2 separate regions of the Mus musculus genome follow, and region 2 is linked to region 1. Evidence: chromatin loops called from intact Hi-C (ENCODE). Cell type or tissue: heart. All regions are shown on one strand. Links, peaks and the distances in the headings refer to the core of each region. The heading gives the core; the rest is flanking DNA. Region 1 overlaps Cul9 (cullin 9). Region 2 overlaps Pex6 (peroxisomal biogenesis factor 6).

Region 1 (4,380 bases), core at 143-4,142:
CTGGCCACCAGCAGGGTCAGCTGCCTGAGGAAAAAGAAGGAAGCCAGTGAGAACCAGGGCCACTTCCTCTTCCTCCTCTTGCTCCTCTTCCTCCTCTTGCTCCTCTTCCTCCTCTTGCTCCTCTTCCTCCTCTTGCTCCTCTTCCTCCTCTTGCTCCTCTCCTGCCCATCTTCCCCAGACCCCCAGCTTTCCCTTTACATTTTTAAGTGGTTTTACTTAAACCCCTAGATTCAATAACAAATTGATGCTATCCTGTACATGTAATAGACATTCCCATGTCATGACCAGGAGGTTCCTCAAGGCCAGCGTGACAACAGGGGACAATCATCTGTCCACAGGACCTCACCCCCTTTCTATTTCTGTCCCCCATGGAAGAAATAGGCCACTTACCTGGTCACAGCTTCCCTCACCAACCAATGTCAAGTCTTGTAGGCTCTACACCTCAGCCTCTCACAGTCGGCTCTGCTCCCTCAGCCCCTCTTTTGTTATTTTTTTATGTTTTTACTTTTTGAGACAGGGTTTCTGTGTGTAGCCCTGGCTGTCCTGGAACTCACTTTGTAGACCAGGCTGGCCTTGAACTCAGAAATCCGCCTGCCTCTGCCTCCCAAGTGCTGGGATCAAAGGCGTGTGCCACCACACCAGGCACCCTCAGCTTCCAGACTAGACCGCACACACCTCCCAACACCCTTTATTCTGGCCTCCAGCCCTAATCTTCAGGGTTACCTGAGTAACAACTAAAAAGAAACTAGTTTCTTAAAGTCCCTGGACGAATCCCCAAGTTTCAGAACAAGGTTTGAAGTTCCTCACAGAGCTACAGTCTGAATGTGCCTGCTCTCCTGGCTGCTCCCCTGCTGCCATGACGCCCCTTCATTCCGCCTGAGCAGCATTTTAAAACGCCCATTGCAGCATCCCGTTTCTCCTTTCTGCACGCTGCCTCTGCCTGGGGTGCCACTGAGTTCTCTTTACTGAGCTAAGTTCAGCTTCAGGCTTCAGCTCAGCCAACAGCTCCTGAAAGGAAGCCTTCTCTGACCCTCGTTGGCCCCGGAACCCTCTCTCCTGGCCCTCTATCTCCCAGGAGGCTCTTCTCTTCACATTGACCTGAATGCCTTTGGCTGGGTTCAAGACAGCCTCCTGCCTCAGCTTTCCAGGGAGAGGGGCAACAGCCACGTCACTGTGCCTGCACCATGATGCTTTCGCTTCAAGCTGTTTTATTTCTGTTTCCTCTTTTATTCCCCACTTTGAGACAGGATATCAATATGGAGCCCGGGCTTGAATTCTTGATCCCCCTGCCTCAACTCCCTGAGTGATGAGATTATATACATGCACTATCAAGCCTGATTCTCTTGACTGACTCGCTAGCCTGGCTCCCCAACTACAAATTCCTCATCTCTGACTGTCCCTGTTCCCTCAGAGCCTAGTGCAGTGTGTGGCATTCTTGGCACTGAACAAACACCCACGGCACGAGCAGGTAAGCAGACTGTTGCTCTCTAAGCACAAGATGGTGGTATGTGGATCTGTTAGGAGCCAGTGACTGGGTTCAGACAGTGGGATGTCCACACAGCCGAGCACAGACAGGCCAATGTGCCAGTCATGCACCAAATGAGTTTGAAATGTCCTACAAGGACAGAGTTTACAAAGAGCATTGTGGGACGGTGCTTTGCGGGAGATAACATTGGTGCACAGTAGGATAGTTTGTATGAGCACATGTGCAAACAAATGGGTTCGCACCTAATAAGAACACCACGGTGCATGTGTAAGGTGATGGAGTGGGAGCCAGTGCTGCCGTTGGACTCCCAGTAGGTCTTGGGGTTGCGGTCCGTCAGCTTGCTGGCCCGGTGTGGGTTCGAGGACACCTCCACTTTCTCCCAGCACCTGTCCTCCTTCACCTCCACACTGGAGCCTGGGGGAGAGGAGGAGGGGCCGGGGGTCACAGCAAGGTCAGAGATAAGGAAAGGTCAGAGAGTGGGAAGGAAAGTGCCGAGCGGGTGGGAGCCAGGGACATGGCTGAGGGTACTAACCCTGGCAGAGATGCCTGAGGAACACATCAAAGAAGGGGATAGTGATGGGCTTGTAGGTTCGCCTGTGGTCTTCAATCTGGCCCAGCACCATCTGCAGCCAGAACACAGGGCAGGGAAGGGATGCGGACAAGGTCAGAAGCATGCACAGAGGGAAGAAGGCCAAGAGGGACCAGAACGCTCAACCCTTCTCACCAAGTCCTGATGGGACCGTGGAGGGCAGGGGGAAGCTTAGGGACAGGAGCCCAGATTTGCTGCCACTGCTGCCACATGGGATCCCAGAGACAGATACAAGGAGAGCCCACCCCTTGTTTCTGGTCTTCTCTCAGCTCCACACCTACAAGCCCCTCCTCACCTGGATGCAGCCTGCCAGGATGCTCGAGGTGAGGTTGCTGCAGAGCTGCGAGTACTTCTCACACTCGGCCACCAGGTGGCGCAGCTCAGAGGCCAGCAGGAGCTGAGTGGAGTGCTTGTCCAGGACTTTGGAGAGGGCTTCCTTACCTCCCAGGCAGCAAAGCACCACTGCGTAGTCTTTCTGCATCAGAGCCAGGCGGTGCAGGAAGCAGGTCACCTCCTGGACAACCTGAGCCCAGAGCCACACGGGTGAGTTTCCAGGAAAGAGAGGACAGAGAGGGTAAGGGCGAGGGCTGGGTCCACTGAAGGAAGAAGAATGGCAGGGACTGAGGAGGTCTGCAGGGCCAGGAGAGGAACAAGGAGACTGGAACAGTATAATGGAAGCGCTGGGACTCAGAGTCAGCTGGCGGTGCAGCTGGTGTAGTGTCACAGGCTTCTTCCTGCCAAGATCAAACTACCCCAAGGGCTAGCCTTTGTCTGACATCACTCCATGATGTACAAACCCTGGCTCGGAGACAGCAAGGCCCGTCTGGATTGCTGAGTGACACCAGCCTTCCTCTCCTTCCTCCAGAGACCACAGTGCCCTGAGACCCTCAGACCTACACAGATCCACTGAGCCTCTAGAGCCTCCCTAGGCAGGTGGTGCCCCAACTTCTGCTAGGAATCTGGTACCTCAGAGTCACTGCTTGGCCCATTCAGGCAGTTGAGGCAGGGCTCCAAGACCTCGTGCCAGGGGAGGACCATTGTCTCAGGATGATCCAGCAGTCGGGTCATGACCCTGGGGAAGGGAAGGAAACATGTAAAGCGCTAGCAGTCGCTCAGTCCCTGTGCACGGAGCCTGGACAGACTCTTTACCTGAGTATCGTGAGCAGCAGAGTTCTGTTGGGCCCGGGGGCATCTAGAGTCCGCAGCAACAGGAGGAATGGCTGCGTTTCCTGCTGGAGGCGCCTGAGGAGGGGCCTCACGGCAGCTGGAGGGCTGCCTTCATGGCACAGCACGCGTTCCAAGTCAAGGAAGAGTTCTGCTGACAGGTCACCCACCAGGGACCGGATGAGCGACTCGGGGGACCCATCCTGACCCTGGGTGCTTGGTGTCTCCAGTACTGCCGGGCAGACACACCAGAGGGAAAACGAGAGGCATTTTGTAGATCAGTCAAACCCACAAACAGTGCCATCCAGAAAGAAGCTGCCCCCTGCCCTCCCCCCCCCCCCCCCCCGCAAACCTCCTTTCCACATTGAGGATGTCTGTATCATAGCTTATCAGAGTATATGAAATTTTCTTTTCTGGTCCCCAATGTAGACCTAACTTTACTTGGAAAGCAATTACAGTGTAAGCTGCATTAACGGCATCCCAGTCACCGCCCACTATTAAACGCTAGCTATGTACACAGTACTGTGGTGATGGGAACATCCCCAAACTGCTGAGTGAGGCTTCAGACACACAGACTCAAGGATGCATACCGCTTATTGTGGTCCGCGTCCATATGCCTGCATTTTTACCCTATTTTTTTAAAACATAAAAATATCTTATAACATTGATGATAGTCCTCCTTTTGGTCAACAAGTTCTGCTTAAGATCAGGCATGCCAGGGGCTGGAGAGATGGCTCAGTGGTTAAGAGCACTGACTGCTCTTCCAGAAGTCCTGAGTTCAATTCCCAGCAAACACATGGTAGCTCACAACCATCTGTAATGAGATCTGATGCCCTCTTCTGGTGTGTCTGACAGCTACAGTGTATTCATATAAATAAAATAAATGAATCTTAAAAAAAAAAAAACAAAAAACCAGCACTCGGGAGGCAGAGGCAGGTAGATTTCTGAGTTCAAGGCCAGCCTGGTCTACAGAGTAAGTTCCAGGACAGCCAGGGCTATACAGAGAAACCCTGTCTCGAAAAACCAAAAAGAAAAAAAAAAAAAAGATCAGGCATGCCATGAAGATGCACACAGGTACTGTGAACACCTGGGAGACTGAGGCAAGAACATCCCAAGTTCGAGACTAGCCTGGGCTCCATAA
Region 2 (4,380 bases), core at 256-4,255, 200 kb after region 1:
ATCAACATGTATGTGGGCCAAAGCGAGGAGAATGTCCGGGAAGGTGAGTGAGTGAGCGGGGAGAGCGAGCGAGTCTCGGGCCCTTCCCCAACACCATCTTCCCCAGTGGCTGCTCCTGGTCAGCTCAGTGGGCAATGGCCGGGGAGGAACTGTCGGGCACATGTGCCATCCTTCTCCCCTGACTTGAAGCTCCTTGACACCACTCTCCTGCGAGCCTCTTTCTCAGTGTTTGCCAGGGCCAGGGCTGCTGCTCCCTGTATCATCTTCTTTGATGAACTGGATTCCTTAGCTCCAAGCCGCGGACGGAGTGGAGATTCTGGAGGGGTGATGGACAGGTCAGGGGTTCTGGAGTCTGGGGAGGGATGTGAGATATGTGTGTGTGTGTATGTGTGTGTGTGTGTATATGCACACACATATACATATGTATATATGCGTATATGTATATATGTCTGTGTATATATCTTGAGTCACATCAGTCTCCAGCCCAGGCCTCTAAGACAGAGGTTCCTGCCCTTCTAGTTCAGAGCTAGAAGGGAAGCTAAAAAGGAGTGGGGAACTTTGAGGAGGCTCACCAGTGTGGCAGGGACATGGGGCAGAGCTTAGCAAGGGACCTTGCTGAAGCAGTCTTCAAGAGAAGCGCAGCTGGCCTGAGGGCACAGCAAGGACTCTGCAACCTTTGCCGCCTTCCTCCCGTACAGAGTTGTGTCTCAGCTCCTAGCCGAGCTGGATGGGCTCCACAGCACCCAGGATGTGTTTGTGATCGGAGCCACCAACAGACCAGACCTCCTGGACCCTGCCCTTCTGCGGCCTGGCAGGTGGGGACCCTGGACCTCTCCCCTCCACAAGGCTCCTTTGCGCCTTAACCTCTATCCTGGGCATCCTTCACCTCTCATGGTTGGCAGCCCTAACACTTCCTGTCTCTGTCTCTCTGAAGATTTGACAAGCTGGTGTTTGTAGGGGCGAGTGAGGACCGGGCCTCCCAGCTGCGTGTGCTGAGCGCCATCACACGGAAGTATGCGTAGTCGGAGAGCTGGGGTGGGGGCTTAGACAGTTAGGGGATGTGTGCGAGTCAGCATGACTTCTGAGGGAGGAGGTGAGGCCAGCTTTAACATCCCTGGTGTGGGTGTGATAGGTTCAAGCTGGAGGCCTCTGTGAGCCTGGCAAACGTGCTGGATTGCTGCCCACCCCAGCTGACTGGTGCAGATCTCTATTCTCTCTGCTCTGACGCCATGATGACTGCCCTCAAACGCAGGGTTCGAGACCTAGAGGAAGGTGAGCCCACCTGCCAGCCCTGGATGGGAACCATAAAGCTAGGGAGACAGTCCTGGCCCTGAATTCCAGAGGAATGGCTGAGCAGGGGGTGTCGTCGTCGTCGTCCCGTCCCGTCCCCCCCCCCCCCCCCCGGGAGTGGCTCTCCTACCTAGGCATAGACTGCAGCCTCTGTACTTCAGCTAGGGCTGGGGCTCTGGCCTTAGTCTTCCTTTCCACCCCTTAGGGCTAGAGCTGCGGAGCTCAGCACTGCTGCTCACCATGGAGGACCTGTTGCAGGCTGCAGCCCGGCTGCAGCCCTCAGTCAGTGAGCAGGAGCTGTTGCGATACAAGCGCATCCAACGCAAGTTTGCCGCCTGCTAGGAGCTGCCTGCCTGCCCTCTGCCTATGCCCCCTGACTGAAGGTACCTCCCGCCTGTCGCCTGAAGGCTGCCTCCTCCCAGAGATCCCTTGTGAGCCCTAGTGGGGGCCCCTAGTGCTCAGGAGGAGAGGCAGGGCTGGCAGCTAGGGGCTTGGCAGCCTGTGACCTGTGCGGAGACACTAGTTCTGGAGTAGAAAATAAAGTGTATACTGCCTCCTACTGGTCTTGTGAGAGGTTGCGGTGCAAAAGGCAAGGTTATGGGAGGCTGAGGTCTTGAGGGGGGATTGGGGGGGGGAACACCATAAAAACACGTTACTTCTGAAGAAACACCAGGCACAGGCTTGGAGAATGCAGACTGTATTGTTTACTCCGTTTGCCCGACCCCCACATCTGCACCCAAATGCAATATCTGCATTAGGGGATGGTCTTAGGGTAGGGGCCATTGCCTGAGCATGGGCTTCTGGGAGCCGGAGAAACTCAGTCTGTCTTCTTGAGCACATGGATGAAGTAGCAGGGAACGTAGGCCTGGCCAGGCTTGTAGGGCTTGAAGTCACCCAGGACGCTGTGCTGGCACCTGCCCCCAAAGGCTGCTCGCACCAACTCCGTGAAAGACGCCAAACAGTGTGGGTAGTAAGAGAGCCGGAACTTACTGCAACAGGGCCCCCAGCCAGATATGAGGGCTGCTGGCCTCAGGTCTCCCCACCACCACCACCTCTCTCCTGCCAAACCACGTCATACCTGAAGCCAGGAGAGCCATCTCTGCCAGTGCCTGGCACCTGCACTGTGTAGTCCAGGGTTACCATGTGGGCTTTGTTGTTGACTGTCAGTACTGACGTCGTAATGTCCTTGGTCAGGTCACTCTGAGGGCATGGGTTGCGTCATTCCCTGAGCCACCACGGGGCTTCTGGCCCTCCAGCTCCCGCTTCCCATTGGGGGGCAGCCCAACCTTATAGTAGATGTTCTTCCCCGGGGGCGCACAGCCTGTGCTGAGGATATAGTCGTAGTTGCGGTGGTCGATCACCAGCAGGCCCCCGGGCCGCACCATGCTTGCAATGTTCTTTAGTGCCAGCCGGTGCTCGCTCTGGTCACCTGGGTTCCCGGCAGGGCCACAGACACCATCTGCTTAGGCCTCCAGCACCACCTCCCGCCCCTGTCTCCCTCCCAAGTGCCAGCACTAAAGAAGACAGGCAAAATGCAGGTCTGCCTTATCAGGGCAGCAGGCCAGCCATCTTCGGACGTGGGGGAGCTCAAGGCAAGAGCCACAGCCAAGGCCACCAGCTTACCTTTGCAGTCTGGCAAGTGAGCAAAACTGTTCCCAAGGCAGATGACAGCATCAAAGCCATCTCCTGAAAGCACATCTTTGTCCAGCGTCAACCAGTTGGCTTCTTCAATGACTGGAGGCCAGGGCAGGGGTTGGGGGGGGAGTCGAGAATTATAGCACAGCACAGAAGCAACCACCTCCTCCCAGAGACACATGGGGACTCATTAGGGATGGAGAGAGCCACAGTTGGCAAAGCCAGCCCTCCACTTAGGGGCTTTTGTAGGGAGGAGAGACAGGATGTGATAAGACAGTTAAAAGTAGCTCTGTAGGGCCCAGTGACTTGACGTACACCTCTAGACTCTGTTAGACAGGAGCATCACTTAAATCTAGCTTAGCCAAGCCAGGCAACACGGGAAAAGCATAAAAACCGCTGGTAATGCAGCCCAGTGATCAAGGGTCTACTTGGCATGCCCAAGTTCAATGCCTAGCACCATAAATACAACAAACTTGCTCTTACCAGCCGGAATCCTACTCTGATGCCAAAGCCTTCCTTTTTAGGAAGTTGACAGGGACTGTACCGTGCCCTGAGGAAAAACCATTCAGCTCCACAGCAAGAGAGAGCCAGGGCAGAGAGTGACCCTGGAGGTGCATGTCTGGGGGGGCCTGGACAGACAGACTTACCCCAATTGTCAAAGGATGGCTCTTTCCTCCGGTTCCAGCGCTCCTTAAGCGCATATTTCAGCATCTTGTCGCTGGCGTCCACGCTCATCACGCTGAAGCCCTCTTCCACCAGCATGATGGAGTCCACTCTGGATGAGGTCAGAAACGGGGGACTAGAGGACCAGTCAGAGGAGCCTGGGAGGCCAAATGTGTGTGACATTTCCCCAGACATAACATTCCAGAGTCCGTTCCTCTGCTTCCTGTCCCAGGCCATCTCTACTGGTCTCAAGTGACCCATTAAGAATTTTCCTGGGGGCTGGTGAGATGGCTCAGTGGGTAAGAGCACCCGACTGCTCTTCTGAAGGTCCAGAGTTCAAATCCCAGCAACCACATGGTGGCTCACAACCATCCGTAACAAGATCTGACTCCCTCTTCTGGTGTCTGAAGACAGCTACAGTGTACTTACATATAATAATAAATAAATCTTAAAAAAAAAAAAAAAAGAATTTTCCTTATCAAGTAGCAAAAAAATTTTTTGAGAGTTTTTTTTTTTTTGTTTTTTGTTTTTTTTTTAGCCTGGTTTAAACAGTGAGTTCCAAGACAGCTGGGGCTACAAAGAGAGACTCTGTTTCAAAAAAATTTTTTTTCAAAATTTAATTTCATGTGTCGTGCCTGAATATGTGCATCATGTGCATACCTTGTGTCTGCAGACCCCAGAGAGGGTGCTGGGCACCAAATTTGGGTCCTCTGTAAGAACATGTGCCATCTCCCCAGCTGCCTCTTATTAGAAACAGGGTCTCCTAATGTAGCCCTGCAGGGCCTGGAACTC

What was found. Peaks named below come from ENCODE experiments on the same cell type or tissue, not always from the same donor. Only the 100,000 strongest peaks of a DNase experiment are listed, where the experiment ranks them.
Region 2: it touches region 1 in a loop (4-fold over the local background); 11 of 42 quality-filtered maps call a loop at or near these places.

Annotation. Positions count from the first base shown.
Region 1 is chr17:46,523,338-46,527,717 of GRCm38, forward strand. Cul9 (cullin 9) reads right to left here. Exons shown (of 41, transcript NM_001081335.2): 12 at 3,225-3,471; 13 at 3,042-3,147; 14 at 2,371-2,598; 15 at 2,019-2,109; 16 at 1,729-1,900; 17 at 1-24. Among named protein-coding and RNA genes, the nearest start is that of Cul9, 21 kb to the right of the region's middle. In heart, for the core only: a CTCF peak has its summit at 2,434 (motif pointing right); DNase peaks (open chromatin) are centred at 2,384 and 2,864; H3K27me3 peaks cover 1,707 bases.
Region 2 is chr17:46,723,693-46,728,072 of GRCm38, forward strand. It overlaps Pex6 (peroxisomal biogenesis factor 6), which reads left to right. Exons shown (of 17, transcript NM_145488.2): 12 at 1-43; 13 at 227-335; 14 at 699-815; 15 at 935-1,012; 16 at 1,133-1,272; 17 at 1,496-1,851. The coding sequence ends at 1,632. It overlaps Gnmt (glycine N-methyltransferase), which reads right to left. Exons shown (of 6, transcript NM_010321.1): 2 at 3,573-3,700; 3 at 2,914-3,024; 4 at 2,577-2,719; 5 at 2,369-2,490; 6 at 1,972-2,279. The coding sequence ends at 2,108. Among named protein-coding and RNA genes, the nearest start is that of Gnmt, 3.3 kb to the right of the region's middle. In heart, for the core only: a CTCF peak has its summit at 1,847 (motif pointing left); no DNase peak of the experiment used is centred there; H3K4me3 peaks cover 255 bases; H3K27ac peaks cover 370 bases; H3K27me3 peaks cover 66 bases.